Regions from separate parts of the Homo sapiens genome. Here regions 1, 2, 3, 4, 6 and 7 are each linked to region 5. The links are chromatin contacts, found by Hi-C or POLR2A ChIA-PET in ENCODE. All regions are on one chromosome and are shown on one strand. The core of a region is the stretch at or near the end of the contact, and the rest is flanking DNA. Distances in the headings are between cores, read along the strand shown. Region 1 holds the start of ZNF700 (zinc finger protein 700). Region 2 holds the start of PRKCSH (PRKCSH beta subunit of glucosidase II). Region 3 holds the start of SWSAP1 (SWIM-type zinc finger 7 associated protein 1). Region 4 holds the start of ADGRE5 (adhesion G protein-coupled receptor E5). Region 5 holds the start of IER2 (immediate early response 2). Region 6 holds the start of DDX39A (DExD-box helicase 39A). Region 7 holds the start of LINC01841 (long intergenic non-protein coding RNA 1841).

Region 1 (3,796 bases), core at 153-2,652, 1.2 Mb after region 5:
GCTGAGGCAGGAGAATCACTTGAACCCGGAAGGTGGAGGTTGCAGTGAGCCGAGATCAGGCCATTGCACTCCAGTCTGGGCGACAGGAGACTCCGTCTCAAATAAAAACAAAGTACCTTTCCAGCTAAGTGAAGTGACCGGCTCTTGGCCAACAGGACCCGCAAAAAACCCTGAAAATTGAGTGCCTCTGTATGACAGGATGGGAGGTGAGACAGGTCTCCTTATACCCTCTCCCACACATTCATGTAAAAATAGATAGAATGGAAAAACAGACTGCTTGTGGCAAGAAGATACTAACTTACAAACAAAACCTAAGGCCACGCAAGGCAAAAGTAAAGTCACGCCTCAGAATTCATAAAATCTAGAGAAACAGGTCTGTTTTCTGGCTGGGATGGAATCAAGTGGCAGATAACAGACCCCCTTCCTTCCTACCTCCTCCAAACTTTAGACAAACTTCACACTCTCAACCAGCTGCCACCTACAGAATCCCTCAACCACCTGTGCCTTCTAACCCCCCTTCCACAGGTCCCACCCTTTCTGCCAATGGAACTTACACCTTTCAGGCACTGATTCATCATTTTCCCTGCAATTCCTGTCTCTCTGAAATGAATAAAACCAAACTGTCTTGAGCCGCCTCGGGACCACTTACTCCAGGCTGCTTGGGGTTGTGTTTCCCTCGGCCAAGGTCTCTCCTATTCGGCTCTGAATAAACTTCTTTATTTTACATAGTTTGGCTTTTTCCGTTGACAAACCACAACCCAGGACGGGGTGTTTCTCATTCGTGAATCGCTGTTTGCTCAAATGAACTCTTTAATTGTTAACGTACCTCAGTTTAATTTTTAACAGGAGAAAGTGGGGACTGGGGGCCCCACAGACCACTGCTCCTCCCACGCACGAACCCCACACCCGAGTCAGGATGCCTCCATGACCCTCCCGTTGCTTCCGCACAATCTGGGGAGACGCGGGGCTGCGGGAGCGGAACTGCCCAGAGAGGGCTCCGGGGCAGGGGCCGCGGCCGCAGTCGCCGCGCAGGGACGGGACAGGACGCCCGGGTCCTGGCTGCTGGCCCAGCCCCGTCCAGCGGCCAAGGGGACCGAGGGCCGAACTGCTCAAGGAGGACTCGGTCCCAGACCCCGGAGTCGCCCACAGGGAGGCCCGGGTCCCGCCACAGCCGGTTCCCGCCTGTTCCAGGCAGCCCCTCCCCCGTCTCACGACATCTGGTCCCGCACACGCACCATTTCCCGGCTTTCAGATGTACCGGGGTCCTCTCTACAGCTCCTGTGACTACAGCAGGGCATAGCGCAGGCGACAGAGCGACAGAAGCCTGGGTACAGGCACCAGGTCCCTCTCGGGCTGGTCTGACCGGTTACCAACCGCCGCCCGCGCAGCGAGGAAGGTGAGGAAAGCGACCCCCTCCATTTCCGGATGAACTGTGGGCAGTGCCACGCCCCAGCACCTCTGATTGGATGAAATACTAGGTCCCGCCCCCCACATCTGAGTGACAGCTGAAGCCCTGGGTATCAGGCCCCGCAGAGCCAGACTGACGGATTCTAGCCACAGCTTCTCTAAGGGCGAGCTGCTTTCTGCACTCTGGTTATTGGATATTTGCATTTCAGCCAAACTTGCTATTGATAGAAGAGAACACTAGCGTCATCCTCACTCAAGGGACAGTCCCCGCTCCTTCGTTCTGCACGGGGTCACAGGAGTGTGCAGGGAATTTCAGACTCAGTGTCCATAGGAGCCAACTGCTGGCCTCAGAGCAGCAGGGGAACCGAGACCAGGCCAGGCACGACTGCACCAGGAGGAGAGGCATATGTCCTCGAGCGGGCCGGAATTGGGGATGAGGCGTGGCCAAGCCTTGCTCACACACCCCCATCCCCTTGTGAAAATGCTTCCTCCTTTCAGATCTTCATTTTCACCAGCAGGAAACTCTCACCAGGTTTTGTTTCTGACCTAAGTAAACTGTCAACTTCATGAACCCTTTATCCAGGTGACGCCACCAAACAATTCTGTCTCTAGCTCTAGCCTGATCTTCACACATTTTCTTTTCTTTCTTTCTTTTTTTTTTTTTTTTTTTGAGACGGAGTCTTGCTCTGTAGCCCAGGCTGGAGTGCAGTGGTGCGATCTCGACTCACTGCAAGCTCCGCCTCCCGAGTTCACGCCATTCTCTTACCTCGGCCTCCGGAGTAGCTGGGATTAAAGGCGCCCGCCACCACGCCCGGCTAATATTTTGTATTTTCAGTGGAGACGGGGTTTCACCGTGTTAGCCAGGATGGTCTCGATCTTCTGACCTCTTGATCCGCCCGCCTCGGCCCCGCAAAGTGCTGGGATTACAGGCGTGAGCCACCGCGCCCGGCCACACATTTTCTTTATCTATACAAATAACTCTGACCCCAACGACCCCATGCATGTCAAACCCCAAACCCTGCCCAGAAGACAGCTCCAGAGGTACAACACCAGAAAGGACAGAGACGCCACAAATGCGTCTGCACATGGGTCTTCTGCTTTCCAGGGCTCTGCAGCTTCTCGGAATCCACACCCTTTCTGGAGCTGCTCTGAGCAGCTGGAGGCCACTTGTAGAAGGGGGTGGGCTGCCCGCGAAGCCCCCAGGGAAACTCTCTTTCCCTCCCTTTGCAGGCTGCAGAGACTGTCCTCAACGTGGAATCACTGGCCTTGGGCTCTGCTGCCCCCTGCAGGTTATTCAGCTACTTCTCACCCCATCGATTAGTTTCGCGAGACAAACACCTTCAATCCCATTGTGTAAATAAGACACCAGCAGAGTCCCTGCTCTCCTCCTATGCTTATGTATAAAGTGGGGGAGGAAAAATCTAAGATAACTTAAGGGCATTTGAAAGACTTCCAGATCGCGGTGGAGGTGGCAGCTGAGGGACTCGCAGTCAATGACACTGCAGCACCTCCAGGCCAGGCTGGTGGGAGAGAGGGTGGAGAGCTGGAGATGGATGTGGATAGGTGGAGGGAGCTGCCCTGGGAACTGGGCTCTGCAGCAGTGCGGCTCTAGGGCCCGGAGCCCGGGAGAGCAGAGATGGGGGCTCCCAGGACAGGAAACTCAGGGAGGAGAGAGTCGGGTGGCTTCCATGGGACGGGGTGCTGTTGCAGCTTGTGTGAGCCAGTAGCTATCATAACTAAGCCCAATCGGGACGTGAAAACTTGGATTCCGTGGGAATTTATGAAGAGGAAGGCTCTGATGACAAAGAAGTCATCGATGAGGAGGGGGATGAGGGTCACTGGCAAGCTTGCTTCCTTATGGAAAGAAAAGTGAACACCCAACTACTGCTGCAAAATGGGATCAAAGGATGAGACTCTCGCTGTCAGGGAATAAACTGCTGCAGAACTCTTAGAGATTGCAAAGACCTTTCAACAACAGCCTGGGAGGCCAGGTGCCATGGCTCATGCCTGCAATCCCAACATTTTGGGAGGCCAAAGTGGCAGGATCACTTGAAGCCCGAAGTTGAAGACCACCCTGAGCAGTGAAGTGAGACACTCCCATCTCCATAAATCTATTTTTTAATTAGCCAGGAGAGGTGGTGTGTACCTGTAATCACAGCTACTCAGGAGGCTGAGGCAGGAGGATCACTTGAGCCCCAAAGTTTGAGGCTGCTGTGAGCTGTGATCAGGTTACTGAACTTCAGCAAGACACTGTCTCAAAAAAAAAAAAAATCAAAAACAAAAAAACCCATAAAAAGCCCACCAGACTCCCCGGGGAAACCCTGACCCCCTTGGATGGTCTAATTGTAAAACACAGCAGGTGGTATTTCCTTATGGACTGGATCATTCT
Region 2 (3,764 bases), core at 78-2,577, 1.7 Mb after region 5:
GACTTGAGCCCAAGAGTTCCAGGCTGCAGTGAGCTACGATCATGCCACTGTACTCCAGCCTCAGCAACAAAGCAAGACCCTGTCTCTTCAAAACACACAAAAACAAAAAGCCAGGGTCTCCCTTCACCTCTGTCTCCTGCTGGATTGCTCTTGGCCCCACCCTGTCTCCCACTTCTAGGGGTTTGCCCGTGTTGACCCCTCCATCTGCAGCACCTTCGGGATTCAACTGAAACCTCACCTCCTTGGAGGAGCCTTCTCTGACCCCGAGGCTTGGGAGGAGGACGACTCTGGGCTCCTCCAGCTGCCCGGGGCCATAACACTGACCACTGACTTCTGAGCTTGTTTCTGCCCACTCAAAGGGGAGCCAGCAGAGGTAGTATCTTGGTCACACAGACAGGGCCTGGCACTGAGCAGTGTTCAATAAACATCTGATGGATGAACAGAGAAAAGGCTCACCTGGCTCGTCAGAGCCATCTTTGCAGTCGCAATAGTCATCGTTGACCTGATCAAATGGGATGGTGGCCGAACCGTCCAGGCAGGTGAAAGGCTTGGACTCATCGTAGAAGTGATGATCTGCGGGGTACAGGAAGCTCAGCCCAGGGCAGGTAAGCGCCTTCTCCACCAAATACCACCTCTGTCCTCCCATCCCCACCAGCGGAGCACTACCGGGAAACTGAGTCAAAAGGCTGTAAATGCCTATCCCTAAGGCCCAATGTTGGCCCCTCCCACCTCCAGCCTGGCGGGAGGGTGAACAGGAGGACTCACTGGTGAGGGAGACGCCCCGGGGCCTCTTGACCTCCACGGCCCAGCACATGGGTAGCAGCAGCAGCAGCGGCAACAGCATCTCACCAGACGCTCTGAGGCCCGAAACGGGTTCTGTGGGAGGAAGCCTACAGCGGGGAGATGCGCTGTGTCTTCACGCTGCAGGAAGAAAGCGGATCCCGGTCAGTGGGAGAGGGCTACTTCCAGCCAATTGGATTCCTCCATCGCTTCCAGGCAATGAGGCCTCACTTTGTTTCCGATATGGGGGCGAGGGGCAGCGATCTCCCCAATCCTGGCCAGTCTCACTTTGCTCAAATCAATGGCGAGGATCTCAAGATCTCAAAACCTCCGCTCCCTGTGCCCAATTGTGACCCAATTCCCGCCAACAGACCAAAGGGATTAACAGCCTCCGCCGTCCACACCCACACATGCACCCTCCGGTTGCCCCCTGTAAGAAACTGAGGTGCCCTCCCACCCGCTCGTTCACACCTACACGAGGCCGGAGCAAAGGTCAGTATCCACCGCACCCCTCTTGTCCAGCAGCCGCGGTTCCTGCTGCAGAAAGAAAGCGGAAATTTCTGGACCCCGTCACTTCCGGTCGTACGTTCCGCACCGGGAACGGAGACTCAGGGTCGCCATGTTGGGAGAGGCAGGAGTGGGGGCGGTGCCAGAGCCGAGACGGCCATCTTGGGCAGGACTGTGAAACCTTAGAGAGGATAGTTCTGAGGGCTAGCTCTTAATGGCGGCGCAGCGTACCTCCATCTTGGGAGTGGCGGCTTCTCAAGCCGGAAAGAAAGTTCCTGAAAAATGCCCGCGAACCCCCAGGGGCGGGATAAGGTTGGGGGAGGTAGGGAAACGGAATGAGCACGTGACCCCAAAGTGTCCAGACCCTCCGTCCTGCGGCGCGGCTCTACCCCGCCCACTGTTGGGACCGCCCCTCTATGCAGCCTCAGCCAATGAGAACGCAGTGTCAGCCACGGAACGCGGGTGATCTCCATGGAAACAGTGGAGAGAGACGGGGAGGCGGTTACCTGGCAACCGAGAGATGCGGAGCGCAACCACCTAGCGGTCGGAAAGTGCATTTTTCAGAGCCCTAGGAATCCGAGCTGACGGATCCCTGACAGGGGCGACTGACTCCTAGTTATCCCCCTAACCCCTAGGGGCCTTCAGCCCCAACCCCATCATGACATCTCCTCTGTGCAGGGCGGCCTCCGCCAACGCCCTGCCTCCTCAGGACCAGGCTTCGACGCCCTCTTCCAGGGTCAAGGGCAGGGAGGCTTCGGGCAAACCCAGCCACCTCCGAGGCAAGGGCACAGCCCAGGCGTGGACCCCAGGCCGTTCCAAGGGAGGATCCTTCCACAGAGGTGCAGGGAAGCCCTCTGTGCACTCTCAGGTGGCTGAGTTACATAAAAAGATACAACTGTTAGGTAAGATGGCTCCAGAGGGTACAGAGGGTCAGGGGTCAACAGTGCCCATCCAATCTTCATGGTGTGACAAAGGTATTTCTCCAGCATGAGTCTAGGTAAACCGTTTCTGGGCAAAAACTCATACTTAGTTCATGTTTTTCCTTCTCTGTCTCTTAAAACTTCTCATGGGTTCAGAACCGACTGAACTGTACTTCATACTTTCTTGTAATTTATTTTCTCTATTTTTTTTTTTTTTTTTGGCAGAATCTCACTCTGTTGCCAGGTGGGAGTGCAGTGGAACGATTTCGGCTCACTGCAACCTCCGCCTCCCGGGTTCAAGCGATTCTCCTGCCTCAGCCTCTTGAGTAGCTGGGACTACAGGCACACGCCACCACGCCTAACTAATTTTTGTATTTTTAGTACAGAGGGATTTCACCATATTGGCCAGGGTGGTCTCAATCTCTTGACCTCCCAAACTGCTGGGATTACAGGCGTGAGCCCGCCTCGGCCTCCCAAACTGCTGGGATTACAGGCGTGAGCCACTGCACCCGCGTTTTTTTTTGTTTTGTTTTTTGTTTTTTGAGACAGGGTCTTGCTCTGTCGCCTAGGCTGGAGAGCAGTGGCATGATCTCGGCTCACTGCAACCTCTGCCTCCAAGGTTCAAGCGATTCTCGAGCCTCAGCCTCCTGACTAGCTGGGACTATAGGTGCGTGCCACCACACCTAATTTTTATATTTTTAGTAGAGACTGGGTTTCACCATGTTGGCCAGGCTGGTCTCGAACTCCTGATCTCAAGTGATCCACGGCCTTGGCTCCCAAAGTGCTGGGATTACATGTGTGAGCCACCGCGCCCAGCCTTCTTTCTTTCTGACAGGGTCTTGCTCTGCTGTTGAGGCTGGAGTGTAGTGGTTGGATAACAGTTCACTGCAGACTTGACCTCCTAGGCTCAAGCGATCCTTCCACCTCAGCCTCCTGAGTAGCTGGGACTACAGGCATACACCACTGTGCTTGGCTAATTTTCTTACTTTTTGTAGAGATGGGGTCTCACTATGCTGCCCAGGCTGGTCTCAAACTCCTGGGCTCAAGCAATCCTTCCTCCTCAGCCTCCCAAAGTGCTGGGGTTACAGGCATGGGCCGCTGCACCTGGCCTGAGCATAGATTTTTAGAGCCAGATTTTCTGGGTTGGAATCCTGGCTCTGCATAATAGTTGTCCAACCTTGGGGGACTAAGAGTAACCTAATTGTTCTCAGTTTCTCGATGTGTGAAATGGGGATAGTAACAGTACAACATAGGTACCTGAAATGTGTAAAGTGCTTAGAACAGTGCCTGGCACATAGCAAAGTACCATAAGGTGTAAACCAGTGGTTCTTGTTGGAAAAGGGTTGGTTTGCCCCACAGGGGCCATTTGGCAATGTCCTAAGACATTGAGACCAGCATGGCCAACACGGTGAAACGCTGTCTCTACTAAAAATACAAAAAATTAGCCGGGCATGGTGGCATGGATGTCTGTTGTGGGTGTGTGTCTGCCACTGGCATCTAGTGGGCAGAGTTGAAGATGCTGCCCAACATTCTGCAAAACACAGGAGAGCACCCCAC
Region 3 (4,141 bases), core at 265-2,764, 1.8 Mb after region 5:
AAACAACATATTGATTGGGTAAAATATATACAAGATAATGCTATACTTTTAAAAGAGAAAAAGCACTTTACATTGTTTAGGTCTTTGGATCTGCATATGTCCCTGAGGTAAGTATTCCAGCCATGGGAAACTGAAGCACAGAGAGGTAGTCACCCACCAAAGCTCAGGGCTGGCCTCCAGAGCTTGAACCCTTGCCTGAGCTGGGGTCACCAGCCTGGGTGGGCCACGGAGCGATCATCATTTCTCCATCTGATCGGAAAGTCACCCACCACTCTGTTCTGGGGCCCAGCCCGCCTGGCTCCAGGCAGGCTCGGAGGCCGTGCTCTCCTGGACCTGGTGCATCTGGCTGCAGCCAGCACTGGGCAGGAAAATACCGCTGGAGCAGTGCCAGGTGCAGGACGTCCCCACTACCTGCTTCCTCCTGGGTCTGGAGGGCCACCATGAGCCCACAATCCCGGCCAGGCCCAAGCCGGTGGCTGAAGTGGGCAGCTGTGTCTAGAAGTAAGGCAATGAGGTAGGCGGCTTCCTGGGGCTCTGGGTCTTCCGCTAGGTACTCTTCTAGGCCGTCGAGCAGCAGAAGGGAGGGGGCTGGCCCCGGGGCCTCATGGGCAGAGCACAGGAGCCGGAAAAGCTCTCGGGTTGAGGGTGGGTACTGGAAGCGGATCTTCTAGAAGGAGAAACAGAAGGAAAGGGCCGGATTCAGCACAGGAAGCCAGACTCCTTAAAAGTAACCCTGCCTCCTTGCATACTTTCCTTGGTTCCAGGATGAACCAGTTCAGAGCTGTTAAATATTCTTATATTCGCCCGTTTTTCCAGCACTCATCACTGCCGAGTATTAGTTGAGGGCAAGCCATTTTTGCTTGTTTGTTTTTGGCCAAATCTCTAGCGCAATTTTTCCACGGAAAACCCTCCCCCAGCATTCTCGGTCTGACCCCATCCTTGACACTAACAGGAACCAACTCAGGTCCAGAATGGACCCAAGCTTAGCCCCGCCCCTTGATGGGCCGGACTTCAATCTCTGGGCACCGCCTCTTGCTAACACCGCCCATCATTGGATGGGCTCTCACTTCAATCTTAACTAAGCTCCGCGTGGTGCCACTCCTCACTCCGCCTGCCTGACTCCGCCCCATCGTGGCTGCCCTGGCTCGCTCTTCCACCGTCCTCTCCATTGGCTTGTCTACCTGTTACTCAATATCCCGGATCTACTCCACCATTGGCTAGAACGCCTCTGCTCCCACCCCCACGGTTACCTGGAGTCGCATTGGGTCTAGAGTCGTTCCGGTCCCGCGGGGCATGCTTTGAAGAGGCCTTCGTGTCAGGAAGAGGACTGGGCCTTGGCCCTCCCCCGCCGCCTCTAGGGCCGCAGCAAATAGCAGCGCTGTTTTTCCAGATCCTGGTGTACCGAGCAGCAGCAAAGGCGGTCCGGCGGCAGGCATGTTCTCCTCCCCGGACCAGGCCGCACCGCCCCTGGTTAGCACCCGCCTCAGCGTCTCCGCCATTCGCCGCGTAGCTCTGACCAATCGGTGGCTCGTTCCCAGCCTTAGTCCCGCCCAAGCCGTGGCCGCATCGGTACAGTTCACTTAGTTTCTCTATTGGTCTAGGAATCTGTCCATCAAAACTCGATTCCTCAGGTGAATGGGCAAATGGTTAGAACCTATGCGGAGGAATGGGTGCATTCGAGGGAAATAAGACCCTTCCCTGAGGGAGGCTGCTGGGGGAACCAGCACGAATACTATTATTGTCAGCTAATCAGACAAATATAAGGGTTGAAAGTTGGAGGAGTAGACCAGAATGAGTGACATATTATTTAAAGGCTCCTAGCCTCAGTTTGCCCTGCTGTAAAATGGGGCTTATGATATCTCAGAGGAGTATTGTGATCGGCATGTATTTGTGTGTGGTTTTGCTGATGTCATCCAATGACAACTGAGAGTTTTGGAGAGGGGGATGAGCTGTGTGCTTGTCTTTCTGTGCACCTGAGTATGGGCCGGAGTGTGTGTCTGGGGACACAGGCTCGTGGACAAAACATCAACGGCCATCCCCGAAAGTCTGTGAGATGAAGCCTCTCAACTTACTTCCTCACTGGCTAAGGGGTTCTGTGGGGCCGCCTTTGTGGTACGGGGGGAAGGCAGGACCGCAGGACAAAGAAGGAAGCAGGAGAGATAAAGAGACAGGAGCTGGAAGACTGAAGGAGAGATACAGCAGGGACATTGTCTTGTTCACTTCTGTTCTCCAGTACCGAGAATAGCACCTAGCACATTTGTAGGTTCTCAAATACGTGCTCGTTAAGACAATGAAGGAAGGGAGGTGGGATTGATGAGAAACAGGGAGAAAGGGAGGAACAAAGTGAATGATCGTGATCCCTGGCTGGATCTTCTCACCCAGACTTCGCCCCAGAGCTGCCACTCACGCCTGTGTTGCCCTGGCAACCTTGTCTCCTGGTAACTCCAAAGTGGTGCCGTTGCCTGGAGACCCAGGGGCAGGGAGAAAGTGAGATTTCCTGGGCTTTCTCTCTCCCTCTGGGACCAGAAAACAGCTCCACGACATCCCCCAACACACCCACTCACACAGCTGGGCTCACTCACACCCCTCTACACACACACACACACACACACACACACCATGGCATCTCTGAATATATTCTACTTTCAGAATCCCCATCATCCACATGCTCCAACCTTGCCCTATCCTGACACAAAGCATCCCATACAAACTCTGTCCCACATTCATCCCCCACACCCTTTCTCTTGCAAAACACGCAACTATGACATTGCCACTACACACACAGACACACACAGTGAAGCACACCGATACACTGCGCTGTCAAACACGCCACCTCAGCCCCCATCCCCCAGCAGATATACAACGCATGATTCACCTCACATTTCAACACTCCAAATGCACATACAGGCCAGGTGTGGTGGCTTATGTCTGTAGTCCCAGTGCTTTGGGAGGCCAAGGCAAGAGGATTGCCTGAGGCCAAGAGTTCAAGACCAGCCTGGGCAATGTAGGGAGACCCCCATCTCTACAAAATACTTCAAAATTAGCCAGGTGTTGGCCGGGCGCGGTGGCTCACGCCTGTAATCCCAGCACTTTGGGAGGCCGAGGTGGGCAGATCACAAGGTCAGGAGATCAAGACCATCCTGGCTAACACGGTGAAACCCAGCCTCTACTAAAAATAGAAAAAAAAATTAGCCAGGCATGGTGGCAGGCGCCTGTAGTCTCAGCTGCTTGGGAGGCTGAGGCAGAAGAATGGCGTGAACCCGGGAGATGGAGCTTGCAGTGAGCCGAGATCGCGCCACTGCACTCCAGCCTGGGCGACAGAGCGAGACTCTGTCTCAAAAAAAAAAAAAAAAATTTAGCCAGGTGTGGTGGCGTGCACCTGTAGTCCCAGCTCCTTGGGAGTCTGAGGCAGGAGGATTGCTTGAGCCCAAGGAAGTCAAAGCTGCAGTGAGCAGTGATTGTGCCACTGCACTCCAGCCTGGGCAACATAGCGAGACCCTATCTCAACAAAAACAAACAAAAATGCACAAATACTCAGTAGTGACACCCACATCACAGAGTCCAGCACAGTTACATACATGGGAGCATGCTGAATACAGCCTCACCACAAGTCCTTTGCACTTGATGTTCTTGTGTGTGCAGCAGTCAGCTTCCAGATATCCTTCTGGCTTTTTTTTTTTTTTTTTTTTTTGAGATGGAGTTTTGCTCTTGTTGCCCAGGCTGGAGTGCAATGGTGCAATCTTGGCTCATCACAACCTCCGTCTCCCAGGTTCAAGTGATTTTCCTGCCTCAGCCTCCCAAGTAGCTGGGATTACAGGCATGTACCACCACGCCCGGCTGATTTTGTATTTTTGGTACAGACGGGGTTTCTCCGTGTTGGTCAGACTGGTCTCAAACTTCTGACCTCAGGTGATCTGCCCGCCTTGGCCTCCCAAAGTGCTGGGATTACAGGTGTGAGCCACCGAGTCCAGCCGACTTTTTTTTCCCTCCACTCTTTTTAGGTCTTTGGTCAAAATATCATCTACTCAGAGAGGCTTCCCCTGACTGCCTGCCCAAAATTGCACACATTTCACTCTTTAACTGATTATCTGTTTTTGTTGTTATTGTTGTTGTGTTGTTTTGTTTTTTCGAGACGGAGTCT
Region 4 (4,064 bases), core at 592-3,091, 1.2 Mb before region 5:
GATCTGCTGGCCTGGGCCTACCAAAGTGCTGGGATTACAGGTGTGAGCCACTGCACCCGGCCTTATTATTAATTTATTTTTTGAGATAGGATCTTGCTCTGTCACCCAGGCTGGAGTGCAGTGGTGCAAACACAGCTCACTGCAGCTTCAACCTCCTGGGCTCAAGGGATCCTCCCACCTCAGCCTCCTGAGCCACTAGGACTACAGGCGCACACCACCAAGCCCGACTAATTAAAAAAAATTTTTTTTGGCTGGGCGCGGTGGCTCATGCCTGTAATCCCAGCACTTTGGGAGGCGGAGGCGGGTGAATCACCTGAGGTCAGGAGTTTGAGACCAGCCTGGCCATCATGGTGAAACCCCGTCTCTACTAAAAATACAAACACAAAAACTAAAACAAAAAACTAGCCGGGCATGGTGGCAGGCACCTATAATCCCAGCTACTCGGGGTGGATGGGGGCGAGGCAGGAGAATCGCTTGAACCCAGGAGGCGGAGGTTGCAGTGAGCCGAGATTGCACCATTGCACTCCAGCCTGAGCGACAAGAGCGAGACTTTGTCTCAAAAAAAAAAAAAAAAATTTGTTTTTGGTAGAGACAACGTCTCGATGTGTTGCCCAGGCTAGTCTCCAGTCCCTGGGCTCAAGAGATCCACCTGCCTCGGCCTCTCAAAGTGCTGGGATTGCAGGTGTGAGCCACTGTGCCCAGCCAACACTTTTAAAATGCTGTTTACCTAATTCTTACTGTGAACCAGGAATAGTTTGTGTCCTAACTCACTCATCCCTTAAAACAATCTAAGACGGAGACGGGTTGTGCTCCATTTTATAGATGAGAAAAGTGAGGCGCAGAGGCTCTCTGACTTGGCCCTGGTGACACAGACAGCCAGGGCGTGGAACCCTTGGGAAGCCAGGTCTTGGCAACTGCCCCCAACAAGTGTGCCCCCAAGAAACCCAAGGTGGGCTCTTGTCTCTCACTCTCAAGCCAAGGCGGGGTGCTGAGCTGACACCTGCCACTTGGGGCTGGCCCAGGGAAGCTGTGTCCCTGTGGTCCAGGAAGTTCTGGTTTTTGCCCCAAATGTCATTTCTTCACTCTCTTTGTTGCCCCGTTGCTTAGGCAACGAGCTACCCTGATAACCGTTACAGTCACCTTGGGTGGGGCGGGAAAGGGAGTCCCAGGAAGTCACAACAAAAATCAAATTCAAACCCAGAACCAGGCAAAGTCCCTTCGATCCGCAGCTGAGCCCCAGCCAGGTCTGCGGGGAGCAAGAACTGGGGTCTCTGGGGGCTGCCCCTGCTGCTGAGACTGCGAGGGACAAATTGGGGGTACCTTGCAGTGGAGAAGTCCTGGCTTCTAGCTTCCCCACCCCCGCCCATGTCCTTCTATGCGTTATATTAAGCACAGCGGCTCTCAGGGTCCCAGCACTCACTTTTTGCCCCTTTCCTTCCCCCGTGCCTCAGTTTCCCCTCTTAGGGAGCAGATGCCAGACTGGCTCCAGTAGAAAGCTTGAGGATCCCTCCAGGCAGGGTAGCAGGCTCCAAGAGCACCCTGGAGTTCCTGCCGGGGTGTGGGGGTGCCCAAGCACCACCAGCCCCTCTCGCCGTGTGCCCGTGAGTGCCTGCTTGACCATGTGGCTTCCTCTATCGCAGGCCCCACAGACACCAGCGGCGCCTCCCGTTTCTCAGACGCAGCCAAGGGGTCCCGCTGGAGCTTCCTCGCCCCTCCCAGCGGGGCCCCAAAGTACTTACCGAGAAAGACGCGGCCTCCCATGGTTGGAGCTGCCGGCAGGAGCGGCAGGGGAAAGAGTGAGTGGGACAGGGCTGTCCCGTCTCCACAGGCTAGGCAGCTGTGCAGGCTGTCCCGAGGCCAGGACTTTATGAAGGAGGGGGGGCGGACAGCCGCTGGCCCAGGGCCCTCCCCGGAACTGGCGGTGCAGCTGGAAGCCAGCAGGAAAGTGCAATAAAAACACAGACCCAGGGGCGCTGCATACACACACACACACACACACACACACACACACACACACACGTGCACTCAGTAAGAATGAAGTGCAACCTGCTTTCAAAAACCCTCTGCTAGAGTTTCCACCATGTGGCTCTGACGAACCCTTTGGCCTCTGTGTTGGGGCTGGCTGCTCTGAGGGGAAGGTGTGGCAGCCGGGCGGGGCGGTCTTGCCTGGGGCCACTTGGCTCTTCCCTGGGCAGGCGCAAAGGGGTCTTGTCAGAAATAGCTCTGGACGCCCACGCTGGTGGGACTCGCCCTGTGCCCAGAGCTTTGGCATGCCAGAGTTGGCAGAGCCTGCGTCCCAGCTGGCAGAACGTTTCCCTGCCATTTTCCAGATGAGGAAACAGGTCGGGTGCAGAGGCTCGCACCTGTGATCTCAGCACTCTGGGAGGCCGAGGCAGGAGGATCGCTTGAGCTCAGGAGTTTGACACCAGCCTGGGCAACATGGCGAAACTCTTGTTTCTACAAAATAAATAAATAAATAATCCAGGCTGGTGGCAGACATCTGTAGTCCCAGCTACTACTACTCAGGAGGCTGAGGCGGGGAGAATCACCCGAGCTGGGGAGTTTGAGGCTGCAGTGAGCTATGATGGTGCCACTGCACTCCAGCTTGGGTGATAGAGTGAGATCCTGTGTCAAAAACAAAAAGAAAGAAAGAAAACTGAGGCATTACAGTGTCCACATAAAAGCCCAGGGAGGGAGAAGGGGCCCTCTTCCGATGCCAGGCAGGTGCCAAGAAGAGAAGCTTCACCGCACAGAGCAGACCTCCTGGATCTTTCTGATCTTTCTAAGCCAGTTTCCCCCTGTGGGAAACTTATATTTCAGAGGCCTCTTCGTTAATCAACAGAGAATCATGTGATAGGAGGGTTCTTTCCTTTCTGGATAAATCACATGATTAGCTTGTCTCTTGAGCTACCTCATAATTTTTTAAAACGCTATTTTTTGGCTGGGTGCGGTGGCTCACACCTGTAATCCCAGCACTTTGGGAGTCTGAGGTGGGTGGATCACCTGAGGTCGGGAGTTCGAGACTCAGCCTGACCAACATGGAGAAACCCTGTCTCTACTAAAAATACAAAATTAGCCGGGTGTGGCGGCACATGCCTGTAATCCCAGCTACTTGGGAGGCTGAGGCAGGAGGACTGATAGAACCCAGGAGGCGGAGGTTGTGGTGAGCTGAGATTGTGCCCTTGCACTCAAGCCTGGGCAACAAGAGTGAAACTGTCTAAAAACAAACAAACAAACGCTATATATATTTTTAAGAGATCTTACTCTGTCACCCAGGCTGGAGTGCAGTGGCACCATCACAGCTCACTGCAGCCTCAAACTCCAGGGCTCAAAGGATCCTCCTGCCTCAGCCTCCTGAGGAGCTGGGACTGCAGCTGTGCACCATCACGCCTGGCTAGTTTTTTCTTAAGTTTTTTTTTTTTTTTTTTTAAGACAAGCTCTCGCTATGCTGCCAAGAAAATGCTATTATTTATAGAGCACTTAGTCTGCACCAGGCCTGGTCATAAGTTTGTTTTTTTTTTAATCTATTTTAACTCATTTACTCCTCAAAACATCTGCAATGATGTTGTCATTCCCATTTGACAGAGGAGGAAACTGAGGCACAAGTGACCTACCCAGCTGAGAAGATCCATAGGCGGGCAGCCCAGCCCCAGAGTCCCTACAATGAGCCCAGGGGAAAGTCTCTACTGGGCACTAACATGTCTTTAGCGCCTCCGTGACCCTGAGGCTTAGCAGGCGTCTGTGTCCAGCCAGAATTCAAGGACTTGGTTTTGAGTTCCTTATATTCACATTTATTTTTAGGTTTCCCTACTATTTGGGGCAATGAGGAGGGTTTTTCAGTGAGGATGCCGAAATCAAGTCTCCTTGTTACATGAATAAATTCAAGATGCAGAAGTGATGAATGCTAAGCAAAATATAGTTCAATTGTTCAAAGGGGGAGATTGCAGCGATGGGGAAAAAAAGTCACTAATCACTGAAGTCACAGAACTATTGTCCTGGGAATAATCAAACATCCCCAGTCCTAGAATTTACCCCTTCCTGTCCTGGGCTCCTGTGGGGGTGGC
Region 5 (4,087 bases), core at 107-2,606:
CCTCCCCATCCCCGACCCGGGCAGCCGGAGCAGGCTGGAGCCCCAGGCTTCCTGACTCGCATTCCAGCCGGGTGGGGGAAGAGGAGAGTTTCACTTCCTTCCCTCCAGGGGCCAGGAAGGCGTGACGCCAGGAAAGCACCCCGCAGCGGGTAGGGGCGACCTGAGGGCTCCCAGGGACGCCATCTCCCAGAGACGCTGCAGAACGACCCTGCATACACAGGAGACGACCCGCTGAGGCCCCCTTCATCCCATCTCTCCTCTTCCCAATTATTTCCCCCATACAAGGCCCCCTCCCAGGTTATTCCTGACCCCTGCCCCACACTGATCTTCTCAGGCCTTGGGACACCCTCCCGTCCCGCCCTTCCCCCGCACGCTGGGAACTCAAAAGTTATTCCCCCCTAAAATACCCTTCCCAAACTCGTCCCCATTCAACGATGGTGCCAGACTGCGACGACCTGCCGAAGACGCAGGCCGTCCCCACCCCGCTAACCTTACCACGGAGACCCCACAATGATTTCCCCAGCCCAGGCGCTATCTCTGAGACCCCACGCAGCAACTCTGACGCGCAAGGGGGCGACCCTCCGAGGACTCCCTCAGATAACCCGCCCACCCTCCAGGGGAGACCAGGCCCCCTATCACTCAAAAAAAGTGCTTTCCCGAAGCTCCCCAACACACAGCGCCACTGTCACACATAGGGACGACCCTGAGTCCCTCCGCTGATATTCCTGGCCCCTACCCAGACGGAGACCCCACACACAGAGGGCCCCCCTGGAGACCATCCTCAAAGCCACCACCCGCTACCCCCAGGCTCGCACCCAGAAAGACTCCGCGCTTCTGAAGAAACCCACCTCCACGCACTTTCTCAAAGGTGACCTCCCCCCGCTGCTGGCATATCTGGGACCCCCTCACGACCACCTCGCCCCAAGGCGACCTCGAAGTGCCCCCAACTCCGCCACTTCTCAGGAAAGAGATTGGGAGAATGCGGCAGAACTCCCCGGAGGAGCAGGCCCGCTCCTCACCGCGCCCCCGCAGGGAGAAGGGAGGACCACCTCTCCCCCAGACCCTAGCCAAACCTGACACTCGGGACCCTGGGATGGGACGATCTCCCAGGTGCCAGCTCAGGGAGTCCATGAAAAGCTTCAACGAATCGAATGAGCCCCTTCCCCAGCCATAATACCCAGCCGCCAGAGATGAGGGAGGCTATCATTATTTACATTGCCCGTGCCTGGAAGGGAAACTGAAGTTGCGCAGGAACAATCCGAGGAACTGGGCCTTGAACCGAAATTCCGAACTCGGACCCGAATAGGCCCAGACAGAACTCCGACACCGCCCCCTACGGTGCGGCACGAGAGGGCTAAGGGGCGGGGGCATGTGCACCGGAAGCTGCCTCTGCCCACAACCAAGATGGCTGAGGAGAGGGCGGAAGTGTCCGCACGTCGGGCCTCCGAGGCTTCTCTTTCTCCCCTGGCGGTCCGGCTCTCGATGGTGGCGTGACGGGGGCGGGGGTGGCGGCGCGTTCTCCTCGGTTGGGAGGGAACCAGCCCGCGAACCCAGGCCGGGAGGGGGGTTCGGCCTGGGGGGGAAGGGACTGACATGTCTCTCGAAGACCCCTTTTTTGTAGTCCGAGGGTGAGTGACAACGACGGGGGAGGGCGGAGGGTGCTCTGTACCCAAGCCAGCCAGTGCCCGGGTGCCGGCCCCAGCGTGCCCGGCGGGCTGGGCAAGGCCGTCGGGGTGCAGAGTGGGAGGCGCACGCAGGGGTATATAGGGGTCTCCGGAGTCCCCCATGCGTTTGGGTTTGCAGTCGGGGGCAGAGGCAGGCGGGAGGACCGCCTGCCCCCAGCCGCGCCCGCCGTGCCCCTGCCCGCAGCGAGGTGCAGAAGGCGGTGAACACGGCCCGCGGGCTGTACCAGCGCTGGTGCGAGCTCCTGCAGGAAAGCGCGGCGGTCGGACGCGAGGAGCTGGACTGGACGACCAATGAGCTGCGGAATGGCCTGCGCAGCATCGAGTGGGACCTCGAGGACCTGGAAGAGACCATCGATATCCTGGGGCTTTGTGGCAGAGGGTGGCATGGGAGAGCCCATTGCGGTGGCAGCCCACCTTCGGGTAGGGCTGGACCCCTAGGGACGGGGATGATATCTGGCTCCGGCCTTGACCCTTGACTCTCAGCCCACGTATAGTGGAAGCCAACCCAGGCAAGTTCAAGCTCCCAGCCGGGGACCTGCAGGAGAGAAAGGTGTTCGTGGAGCGGATGCGAGAGGCAGTCCAGGTCAGGAAAGGTCCTGCAGGCGGGGAGTGGGGGAAGGTTTGAGTGTGTTTTTTTTTCTTTCTTTCTTTCTTTTTTTTTTTTTTTTTTGAGACAGAGCCTCGCTCTGTCGCCCAGGCTGGAGTACAGTGTTGCAATCTCGGCTCACTGCAACCTCCGCCTCCCAGGCTCAAGCGATTCTTGTGTCTCAGTCTCCTGAGTAGCTGGGACTACAGGTGCCTGCCACGATACCCGGCTAAGTTTTGTGTTTTTAGTAGAGACGGGGTTTCACCATGTTGATCAGGCTGGTCTCGAACTCCTGACCTCAGGTGATCCACCCGGCTTGGTCTCTCAAAGTGCTAGGATTACAGGCGTGAGCCACCGCGCCCAGCCTGAGTGTCTTTCCTCCCTAATGCTGTCCTTACCTCCAGGAAATGAAGGACCATATGGTCAGCCCAACAGCCGTAGCATTTTTGGAGAGGAATAACAGAGAGGTAAGCCTTCCTGACCCACCCTGCCCACCTGAGCCCCTGGGGGTAACCAAGCCAGATCCCTCTGTGCGTGTTCACCTGTCCCTTTTGCGACAGTGCCCGTCCTCTCTGTGGGCAGTTATCTTCTTGCTGTCTACCTGCCTGCACTTTCTCGGTGTGTGCACCTGAACCTCTCTATGTGTATATGTCCGTGGGTTCCTCTCTACTGTGTCCTCTGGGTCTATACTGGTTTCCTGTTGCAGGAGAGGGCTGGGGGCCTGTGTACCTATCTCCTTTCTGCTTCCATGCCATTTGTCCTGTGTGCACCTGTTTCCAGGACGCATGCCTGCCTTTTACTCTTTTTTTTTTCTTTGAGACAGAGTCTTGTTCTGTTGCCCAGGCTGGAGTGCAGTGGCTTGATCTCAGCTCACTGCAACCTCTGCCTCCTGGGTTCAAGCGATTCTCCTGCCTCAGCCTCCCAAGTAGCTGGGATTACAGGTGCTCGTCACCATGCCAGGGTAACTTCTGTATTTTTTTTTTTTTTTTTTTGAGATGGAGTTTCACTCTTGTTGCCCAGGCTGGAGTGCAATGGTGCAATCTCGGCTCACCGCAATCTCCGCCTCCTGGGTTCAAACAATTCTCCTGCCTCAGCCTCCCGAGTAGCTGGGATTATAGGCATACGCCACCATGCCTGGCTAATTTTGTATTTTTAGTAGAGACGGGGTTTCTCCATGTTGGTCAGGCTGATCTTGAACTCCCAACCTCAGGTGATCCACCTGCCTCAGCCTCCCAAAGTGCTGGAATTACAGGCATGAGCCACTGCGCCTGGCCTAATTTTTGTATTTTTAATAGGGTTTTGTCATGTTGGTCAGTCTGGTCTCAAACCCCTCACATCAACTGATCTGCCTGCCTCAGCCTTCCAAAGTGCTGGGATTACAGGCGTGAGCCATCGCACATAACTTCCTTTTTTTTTTTTTTTTTTTTTTTTTTGAGATGCAGTCTCACTCTGTTGCCAGGCTGGAGTGCAGTGGCGCAGTCTCGGCTCACTGCAACCTCCGCCTCCTGGGCTCAACGATTCTCCAGCCTCAGCCTCCTGAGTAGCTGTAATACAGGCACATGCCACCACACCCGGCTAATTTTTTTTTTTTTTTTTTTTTTTGAGACGGAGTGTTGCTCTGTCGCCCAGGCTGGAGTGCAGTGACGTGATCTCGGCTCACTGCAGCCTCCGCCTCCCGGGTTCAAGCAATTCTGTCTCAGCCTCCCGAGTAGCTGGGATTACAGGCACCCACCACCATGCGTGGCTAAATTTTGTATTTCTAGTAGAGACGGGGCTTCAACATCTTGGCCAGGCTGGTCTTGAACTCTTGACCTCG
Region 6 (4,097 bases), core at 1-2,500, 1.3 Mb before region 5:
CTTTACCAAATTTTTAAAAATTAGCTGGGCATGATAGGTAACAAGAGTGACACCCTGAAGAAAGAAAGAAGAAAGTGGAGGGAAAGAGGGAGGAAGGATGATAGGAAAATAAATCTGCCAGGATCTAATAAAGCTTAGTGACCATGCCACCATGCCACTCCTAAGTATTTAAAAGAAATGAAAATTTATCTTCCCCAAAATACTCTTACAGTACAAGCTCTATTAACAGTGGCCAAAGACCGGAAACAATCAATTGGCCAAGAACAGGTGAGTGAAACTATATTGGCTACATTATAGTATAGCCACACAATGAAATACCACTCAGCAGTAAAAAATAACGAGCTGTTGATATCCCCACAACATGGACAACTCTCAAAAACACTTTGCTGCGGCCAGGCAGGGTGGCTCATGTAATCCCAGCACTTTGGGAGGCGGAGATGGGCAGATCACATGAGGCCAGGAGTTCGAGACCAGCCTGGCCAACATGGCGAAACCCCTCTCTACTAAAAATATGAAAATTAGCCAGGTGTGGTGGCGGGCGCCAGCAGTCCCAGCTACTCAGGAGGCTGAGGCAGGAGAATCGCTTGAACCCGAGAGGCGGAGGTTGTGGTGAGCAGAGATCGCGCCACTGCACTCCAGCCTAGGTGACAGAGCCAGACTCCGTCTCAAAAAAACAGCTTTGTTGAGCAAAAGTCAGACACAAAAGACAACCTATTGCATGCTTCTACTAACGTGAAAATCAAGGAGACAAAACTATCGTGGAGCGATAGAAATCCAAATACTGCAAAATGTTCTGTCCATTTGAGTCATTCCAAGCTCCCTATTCTTTTCAGAGCCTACACTGTGGAGGACCCCCAGGCCGCAGATTGATAGCAACTGGGACAGTTCTGGTTTCAGCGCCCAGCGCAGACGCCACTCTTCGAAAAGGTGGGGCACACGCCAAAACGCAATCATCCGGTCTTCAGTTATCAGTACTAAACATGGCGGCTCCCACCGAGCACCACACCCAGATCACGAGACCGCGCGCTGTCGGAGCCAGTCTGTCGGCTCACTGGGGCGCGCCTACTTTTAGATTGACCAATAAACGCGAGGCGTAAGGCACGCCCTCTTTCTTCCCGTCTCCGCCAATAATCTCCCGGTCCCTTCCACAGGACCCAATCACCGCTTCGGCCTCTCTTGAATGAAAAGGCAGCGGCCCAGTCAGCAGAGCAGCAGCCCGACGCAAGAGGCAGGAAGCGCAGCAACTCGTGTCTGAGCGCCCGGCGGAAAACCGAAGTTGGAAGTGTCTCTTAGCAGCGCGCGGAGAAGAACGGGGAGCCAGGTGAGCAGCGGATCCCGGGCGCGGGGCCGCGGTGTGGGGACGTCTGAACTGAGAGCGAGAGGACGAGGGGAGACGTTGGGATCTAAGGGGAGGGGGAGAAAGGGTCGCGAGACGGTGGGGGCGGGGCGGTTGGTGTGTCAGAGCGCTGTGTGTTGGCCGTTGGGCACCGGGGCGCATGCGCTAGGGGTGGGCCAGCCGTTGGCGCGCGGTGCTCGGGGCTCGGGGCCCGCTTCTCGGAGGGGCTGTCATGGCCTACGGCGCTCCGAGCCCCACTTGGAGTCTGTCAGTTCGTCCGAATAGACCCCGCGGCGGCCTGGGGCCATTTGGAGAGGGACGAGGGGGTGACGCCGGGGTCTGGGGCCTGGGTGGGAGAAGTTGGAGCTTTCAGTTGTCAGGGGTTTCTTTGGGTCCGAGGGACTTGATCCCTTTCCCAGTCTACCTTCTTCTTGGTCTACTTTTTACGGGATTCGGGATTCTGAGATTTAGAGCAAATAAGACTTTATTTTGGAAGGCCGGGCGCGGTGGCTCTTGTAATCTCAGTACTTTGGGAGAGACCAAGGAGGGCGGATCACTTGAGGTCAGGAGTTCGAGACCAGCCTGGCCAACATGGTGAAACCTCGTCTCTACTCAAAATACAAAAAAAAATCAGCCGAGCGTGGTGGCGAGCGCCTGTGGTCCCAGCTACTCGGGAGGCTGAGGCACGAGAATCGCTTGAACCCGGGAGGTGGAGGTTACAGTGAGCCGAGATCGCGACACTGCACTCCAGCCTGGGTGACAGAGCGAGATTCTGCCTCAAAAAAAACAGAATGAAAAAAAGATTTTCTTTTGGAAATAGGAGTCCCCAGGTGGGAATAAACTCCGGGGTGGAAAGCCTGCCTGGGGACACTTGAGGGTAACTGGGTACACGTGGCGTGTCTGGGTTGTGAGTTCCCCGCTGTCACCTTTCAAGTTCATGCGCTCCTGGCGCCTTAGCGGTCATGGCCACCCACTTTGGGCGGGGAAAACCCCGCCGGATCCTTTCCTGATCTAATCAGTTTTGAGCTTTAGATCCTGTCCAGCCCGGTTTCTCGAAAATTTTATCTTAGCAGATTCGGTTCACCCCAATTTATTTATCTCTCTCTCTCTTTTTTTTTTTTTTTTTTTTTTTTTGAGACAGAGCCTTGCTCTGTCGCCCAGGCTGGAGTGCAGTGACACTATCTCGGCTCACTGCAGCCTCCGTCTTCCGGGTTCAAGCAAGCACATCCGGCTAATTTTTGTATTTGTAGTAGAGACGGGGTTTCACCATGTTGCCCAGGCTTGTCTCTAATTCCCGACTTCAAGTGATCCGCCCGCTTCGCCTCCCAAAGTGCTGGGATTACAGGCATGAGCCACCACGCTGGGCCCCAATTTCTTTTTTTAAATTTATTTTTCTTGAGAAAGGGTCTCCCTCTGTCACCCAGGCTGGAATGCCATGGCGCCATCACTGGCAGCCTCGACCTCCTGGCTCAAGCGATCCTCCCGGCACAGCCTCCCAAGTAGCTGGGACTACAGGCCCATGCCACCACACCGGGCTAATTTTTTTCTTTTTTTAATTTCTACTTATTTATTTTTTAGCCTTTGCTACATAGAAGGTGCCCCTTGGGCTATGTGTTTTTTAAGTTTTTTTAAGTTTTAGGGTACATGTGCACAACGTGCAGGTTTGTTACATATGTATACATGTGCCATGTTGGTGTGCTGGACCCGTTAACTCGTCATTTGCATTAGGTATATCTCCTAATGCTGTCCCTCCCCCCTCCCCCCACCCACCCGGCTACTTTTTTAAAAATTGTTTTTGTATAGACGCGGTCTCGACTTATTGTCCAGGTTGGTCTCGAACTCCTGGGCTCAAGCCATCCTCCCACGCTGGCTTCTCAAAGTGCTGGGATTACAGAAGTGAGGCACCATGCCGGGCCTGCCCCAAATTTATTTCCCCACCAACAAAACAACTTTGCTTTATTTCCTTAAAATACACCATCTCTTGGCCACCTAGATTTGGAGCCCAGAATAGACTGTGGCTTTTCTCTACCCATGGATTGGTCAGGGGATGTTCCTGTCTTTTGGCATGTCCCACCCTTTCTTTCCTTACCTCACGCCCCTACCCTGGTTACTTCTCTTTTATTTGGTGACTGGTTTTCCCTGCTACTGGTCTTAACCTACCCCTTCATCGGAGGAGTAAGTTACAGTACTCTTGGGCAGATCCTGATTGAGTGGCTCAGCTCCAATCTAATTAGCAGTTCCCTATTGCTTAACAAGTACACAGGCCCAGGCTGGGCGTGGTGGGTGGCTCATTCCTGTAATCCCAGCACTTTGGGAGGCAGAGGCAGGAGGTTTGCTTGAGTCCAGGAGTTCACGACCAGCCTGGGAAACGTGGTGAAACACTGTCTCTACTAAAACAAAAATTAGCCAGGCGTGGTGGCATGCACCTGTAGTCCCAGCTACACAGGAAGCTGAGGTGGTGGACTCACTGGGCCTGGGAGGTCGAGGCTCCAGTGAGCTATGATTGCACCACTGCACTCCAGCCTGGGTGACAGAGCGAGACCCTGTCTCAAAAAACAAAAAAACAAACAAACAAACACATGCCCTGTGTGGCTGACCAGCTCTTCCAGCTTTGTCTTCTGCCCTGACGCCAGCCAGCTAGTCCTACTCTGCATACCCCAAAAGGCTCTGGTGCTTTTCGGACTGACCTTTCTTGGCTCCTGTTTTCCCTGCTGCCTGGGAAGTGACCCCTTCAGATTGCCTGTTTGAAGGGTCAGATAAA
Region 7 (3,733 bases), core at 512-3,011, 1.2 Mb before region 5:
GAATTTTTATAGAGATGGGGTCTTGCTATGTTGCCCAGACTGGTCTTGAACTCCTGGGCTCAAGTGATCCCTCTGTCTCAGCCTCCCAAAGTGCTGAGATTATGGGCGTGAGCCACTGCTCCTGGCATACATTGTCCTAGTCTATTGTTAGAAGCAAGTTATTGGGTCCAGCTCACACTCGAGGGATCACACAGAGTGCAGACATCAGGAGGTGGGAATCATGGAGGAGTCTTGGAGCCTGTCTGCCTCACCTCCTCTCCTCTAGTATTCCTAGTTTTTTTTTTTTTTTCGAGATGGAGTTTTGCTCTTGTTGCTTAGACTGGAGTGCAATGGCAGGATCTCGGCTCGCTACAACCTCTGCCTCCCAGGTCCAGGTGATCCTCCTGTCTCAGCCTCCCAAGTAGCTGGGATTACAGGAGCCCCCTGCCACACCTGGCTAATTTTTGTATTTTTAGTAGAGATGGGGTTTCACCATGTTGGTCAGGCTGGTCTTGAACTCATGACCTCAAATGATCTGCCTGTCTGGGCCTCCCAAAGTGCTGGGGTTACAGGCATGAGCCACCAAGCCTGGCCTCTTTGCTGATTTTCATCTGTAACTTTCACTGTAATAAACCATAACTGGGAGTAACACCACTTTTCTGGGATCTATCAATCTCAGCAAATTATTGACCCTGAGGGTGGTCTCAGGGACCCCCGACACAAGCCCCATTTCCCAGCCACCATCTTTTGCAATCTCCATTGCCCTAGTCACCGAATGGCATATTCTTATCCATTTGCTATTTCCTGCCTCTCTCCTCTGGATCAAAGGCTCTGGAAGGTCGAAAACTCATCTGTCTTTCCCATGAAAGGCTGTAGAACAAAATGGTCAGGGGTCAAGTCCTGGCCCTGTCACTTTTTCATTGTTGCTGAGTCAAGGTCTCAGCCAGGGTGGAGTGCAGCAGTGCAGTCATAGCTTACTGCAGCCTTGAACTCCCGGGCTCAAGCAATCCTCCCACCTCAGCCTCCCTTGTGGCTGGGACTACAGTCACATGCCACCACAGCCAGCTATTTTTTTTCTTTTAAGACAGGGTGTCGCTCTGTCACCCAGGCTGGAGTGCAGTGGCATGATCTCGGCTCACTGCAACGTCTGCCTCCCAGGTTCAACTGATTCTCCTGCCTCAGCCTCCCGAGTAGCTGGAATTACAGGCATGCGCCACCACGCCTGGCTAATTTTTTTTTGTATTTTTAGTAGAGACGGGGTTTCACCATGTTGGCCAGGCTGGTCTTGAACTTCTGACCTCAGGTGATCCGCCTGCCTCGGCCTCCCAAAGTGCTGGGATTACAGGCTTGAGCCACCAAGCCCGGCCCCACACCCAGCTAATTTTTATTTTTTGAGACGGAGTCTTGCTTTGTTGCCCAGGCTGGAGTGCAGTGGCACGATCTCAGCTCACTGCAATCTCCACCTCCCAAGTTCAAGCGATTCTCCTGCCTCAGCCTCCGCAGTAGCTGGGATTACAGGCATCCGCCACTACGCCAGCTAATTTTTTTGTATTTTTAGTAGAGACGAGGTTTCATCTTGTTGGCCAGGCTGGTCTTGAACTCCTGACCTCAAGTGATCCGTCAGTCTCAGCCTCCCAGAATGCCTGAAGGTTAGCTTTTAAGTGTTGGTTACTTTATCTCCTCAGTAGCTAGATCAGGGTCCAGGTGGTCAGGATTCAGTCAAAAGCAAGTGATTAAGGAGACTCCTCTGGGGACTTTGCGATGGAGAGGCAGGAGGGGCCACGAGCGGGGGTGGGGAAGAGAAGAGGGCACAGAGGCCAGCGGATGAGAGAGACACCAGGGAGCCTGGGATGCCTGCCCGAGGCTCTGGCCACGCCCATGCCCTGCCTGTCCCGCTAAGGTGAGCTGGTCCTTCTGTGATCACCCGGGGAGGAGGCCTACAGGAGCTGCAGAGCTGAGTAGAGAGGGAAGGCGCGGGGGAGGCCAAGTCCCACGGGTCTGGGCTTCTAGGAGGAAACGTGTGGGAGGTTGGGACGGGAGGCGTGGGGGCGGGGGACAGGCAGGGCAGCTGGAGCCGGGGCTGTAGTCGGGCGCCGGCCAAGCCCCAAAGAAAGCCTGTGTTGGGCAGCGTCCGGTCTGGCCTGGCCTGGGAGGATGCCTGCTTGCTGCTGGGGGGCCCTGGAGATGCCGACGTAGCTCTGTACCCCCGGGAGGAATGTGACCCCCTCCCCACCCCCAGCCTCCAAATTTTTCCACATAAGGCTTCAGGGGTGCTCATGCCGCATGAGTTCAGGACAAAGGAATCAAAAGCACATGGACTGGATTCCCTAGGGAGGAGAAATTCTGGAAATAAGACGAAGAGGAGGACAAAGGGGCCCGGGGGCGGGGTGAGGGTGCTGGGACGGAAGCGGGGGGCGGGGATTGGGAGGCAGCCGGAGAAGGTGCCTGGCTCTGAGTGGCCTTAGACTGGGGACACATCTCAGCTGGGGATGAAGGCCACTGTGGCCCCGGACCGCCAGGGCAACTCCTTGGACCTCTCTGAGCCTTGTTCCTTCCTTTTTTTTCTTTTTTCTTTTTTTTTTGAGACGGAGTCTTGCTCTGTCACCCAGGCTGGAGTGCAGTGGCGCGATCTCGGCTCACTGCAAGCTCTGCCTCCCAGGTTCACGCCATTCTCCTGCCTCAGCCTCCCGAGTAGCTGGGGCTACAGGCGCCCCCCACCACGCCCGGCTAATTTTTTGTATTTTTAGTAGAGACGGGGTTTCACCGTGTTAGCCAGGATGGTCTCAATCTCCTGACCTCGTGATCCGCCCGCCTCGGCCTCCCAAAGTGCTGGGATTACAGGCGGGAGCCACCGCGCCCGGCCACCTTGTTTCCTTTCTTTTGGCCCAGATTCTTGGGGCAAAATACTTGGAGTCCTCCATGTCTCTGTCTCTGTTTTATTTTGTTCTCTCTTTCTGTTTCCTTCTTTCTTCTCTTTCTTCGTTCTCTGTCTCTCCTTCCTTCCTTCCTTCCTTCCTTCCCTCTCTTTCTTTCTTCTCCTTCCTTCTTTCTTTCATCTATCTCTGTCTCTCCTCCCTTTCTTTCTCCTTCCTTCCTTCCCTCCCTCCCTCCATTTCTTCCTTCCTTCCTTCCTTCCTTCCCTCTTTCTTCTCCTTCCTTCTTTCTTTCTTTCCTCTATCTCTATCTCTCCTCCCTTTCTTTCTCCTTCCTCCCCTCCCTCCCTCCCTCCCTCCCTCCCTCCCTCCCTCCCTCCCTTCCTTCCTTCCTTCCTTCTCCTTCCCCGGTCTCACTTTGTTGCCCAGGCTGGTCTTGAACTCCTAGGCTTCAGTGACCCTCCTGCCTCTGCCCCACAAAGTACTGGGATTACAGGCATGAGCCACCATGCCTGGCCTCTATCTCTGCCCCTGTCCCTTTCTCTCTCTCTCTATTGTATCAGCAAATCCCGAGAGCTCTATTTTCAAAATCTATCCAGCATCTACTCACTTTTCACCTCCTCCACAGCCCCTACCTGGTCCGGCCCCATCAACTCCCCCTTGGCCCAGTGCAGACTCCTCTGCCCTGGTCTCCTGGCTCCTGCCCTTGCTCGCCCGCTCCATGCTTTTCTGTCAGGGCACGTCCCTCCTCTGCTCAAGGACCCTCCAGGGCTCCCACCTCACTCAGTGCAAAAGCCAAATTCCTTCTTGTGGCCCACAGGGCCCTGCAGGATCTGCTCAGCACTTATCTGCCCTCACCTCCTCCTTCTCTCCCCTTTGCT

The links. A loop is a pair of places that touch in the nucleus more often than their neighbours do. ChIA-PET counts read pairs that join two places held with the same protein, here RNA polymerase II (POLR2A). Pooled maps may share reads with other maps.
Region 1: a loop to region 5 is called in a pooled map, with 9 times the contacts of the local background. The contact joins the promoter of ZNF700 here to the promoter of IER2 in region 5. A Hi-C loop is called at or near these places in 2 of 37 single-sample maps with no recorded cell type and 6 of 50 pooled maps. POLR2A ChIA-PET finds 5 or more read pairs at or near these places in 2 of 52 experiments (GM12878 and activated CD4-positive, alpha-beta T cell).
Region 2: a loop to region 5 is called in a map of naive thymus-derived CD4-positive, alpha-beta T cell, with 24 times the contacts of the local background. The contact joins the promoter of PRKCSH here to the promoter of IER2 in region 5. A Hi-C loop is called at or near these places in 1 of 168 maps with a recorded cell type or tissue (naive thymus-derived CD4-positive, alpha-beta T cell) and 7 of 50 pooled maps. POLR2A ChIA-PET finds 5 or more read pairs at or near these places in 1 of 52 experiments (activated CD4-positive, alpha-beta T cell).
Region 3: a pooled map shows a loop between it and region 5 (8-fold over the local background). The contact joins the promoter of SWSAP1 here to the promoter of IER2 in region 5. A Hi-C loop is called at or near these places in 7 of 50 pooled maps. POLR2A ChIA-PET finds 5 or more read pairs at or near these places in 2 of 52 experiments (Caco-2 and GM10248).
Region 4: a map of natural killer cell shows a loop between it and region 5 (5-fold over the local background). The contact joins the promoter of ADGRE5 here to the promoter of IER2 in region 5. A Hi-C loop is called at or near these places in 3 of 168 maps with a recorded cell type or tissue (B cell, GM12878 and natural killer cell), 8 of 37 single-sample maps with no recorded cell type and 12 of 50 pooled maps. POLR2A ChIA-PET finds 5 or more read pairs at or near these places in 5 of 52 experiments (GM12878, MCF 10A, T-cell and 2 more).
Region 6: a loop to region 5 is called in a map of naive thymus-derived CD4-positive, alpha-beta T cell, with 16 times the contacts of the local background. The contact joins the promoter of DDX39A here to the promoter of IER2 in region 5. A Hi-C loop is called at or near these places in 1 of 168 maps with a recorded cell type or tissue (naive thymus-derived CD4-positive, alpha-beta T cell), 1 of 37 single-sample maps with no recorded cell type and 9 of 50 pooled maps. POLR2A ChIA-PET finds 5 or more read pairs at or near these places in 2 of 52 experiments (GM10248 and activated CD4-positive, alpha-beta T cell).
Region 7: a loop to region 5 is called in a map of naive thymus-derived CD4-positive, alpha-beta T cell, with 2.9 times the contacts of the local background. The contact joins the promoter of LINC01841 here to the promoter of IER2 in region 5. A Hi-C loop is called at or near these places in 3 of 168 maps with a recorded cell type or tissue (GM12878, naive thymus-derived CD4-positive, alpha-beta T cell and natural killer cell), 4 of 37 single-sample maps with no recorded cell type and 11 of 50 pooled maps. POLR2A ChIA-PET finds 5 or more read pairs at or near these places in 2 of 52 experiments (T-cell and activated T-cell).

Annotation. Positions count from the first base shown.
Region 1 is chr19:11,922,713-11,926,508 of GRCh38, reverse strand. It overlaps ZNF700 (zinc finger protein 700), which reads right to left and starts at 1,402. Exons shown (of 4, transcript NM_144566.3): 1 at 1,236-1,402. The coding sequence starts at 1,298. It also overlaps a transcript of ZNF69 not described here. RefSeq lists a silencer at 940-1,139 and enhancers at 1,530-1,639, 1,690-1,739, 1,187-1,759, 1,916-2,705, 2,706-3,496.
Region 2 is chr19:11,433,198-11,436,961 of GRCh38, reverse strand. It overlaps PRKCSH (PRKCSH beta subunit of glucosidase II), which reads right to left and starts at 1,327. Exons shown (of 18, transcript NM_001289104.2): 1 at 1,256-1,327; 2 at 766-921; 3 at 457-573. The coding sequence starts at 844. It overlaps ODAD3 (outer dynein arm docking complex subunit 3), which reads left to right and starts at 1,841. Exons shown (of 13, transcript NM_145045.5): 1 at 1,841-2,189. The coding sequence starts at 1,946. RefSeq lists enhancers at 770-989, 1,240-1,649, 1,223-1,722.
Region 3 is chr19:11,372,039-11,376,179 of GRCh38, reverse strand. It overlaps SWSAP1 (SWIM-type zinc finger 7 associated protein 1), which reads right to left and starts at 1,514. Exons shown (of 2, transcript NM_175871.4): 1 at 1,251-1,514; 2 at 11-667. The coding sequence starts at 1,499. The coding sequence ends at 164. RefSeq lists enhancers at 785-834, 855-934, 1,165-1,214, 1,435-1,504 and a silencer at 1,605-1,684.
Region 4 is chr19:14,379,221-14,383,284 of GRCh38, reverse strand. ADGRE5 (adhesion G protein-coupled receptor E5) reads right to left here and starts at 1,841. Exons shown (of 20, transcript NM_078481.4): 1 at 1,740-1,841. The coding sequence starts at 1,761. RefSeq lists a silencer at 353-492.
Region 5 is chr19:13,147,680-13,151,766 of GRCh38, reverse strand. It overlaps IER2 (immediate early response 2), which reads right to left and starts at 1,356. Exons shown (of 2, transcript NM_004907.3): 1 at 1,215-1,356. STX10 (syntaxin 10) reads left to right here and starts at 1,392. Exons shown (of 8, transcript NM_003765.3): 1 at 1,392-1,628; 2 at 1,870-2,039; 3 at 2,174-2,268; 4 at 2,676-2,738. The coding sequence starts at 1,594. RefSeq lists silencers at 1-81, 1,632-1,791, 1,832-1,881 and enhancers at 1,222-1,291, 1,312-1,511.
Region 6 is chr19:14,416,494-14,420,590 of GRCh38, reverse strand. DDX39A (DExD-box helicase 39A) reads left to right here and starts at 1,250. Exons shown (of 11, transcript NM_005804.4): 1 at 1,250-1,321. RefSeq lists silencers at 1,421-1,520, 3,668-3,757, 3,778-3,857 and enhancers at 1,641-1,780, 2,191-2,250, 2,621-2,670.
Region 7 is chr19:14,362,018-14,365,750 of GRCh38, reverse strand. It overlaps LINC01841 (long intergenic non-protein coding RNA 1841), which reads left to right and starts at 1,761. Exons shown (of 4, transcript NR_134908.1): 1 at 1,761-1,879.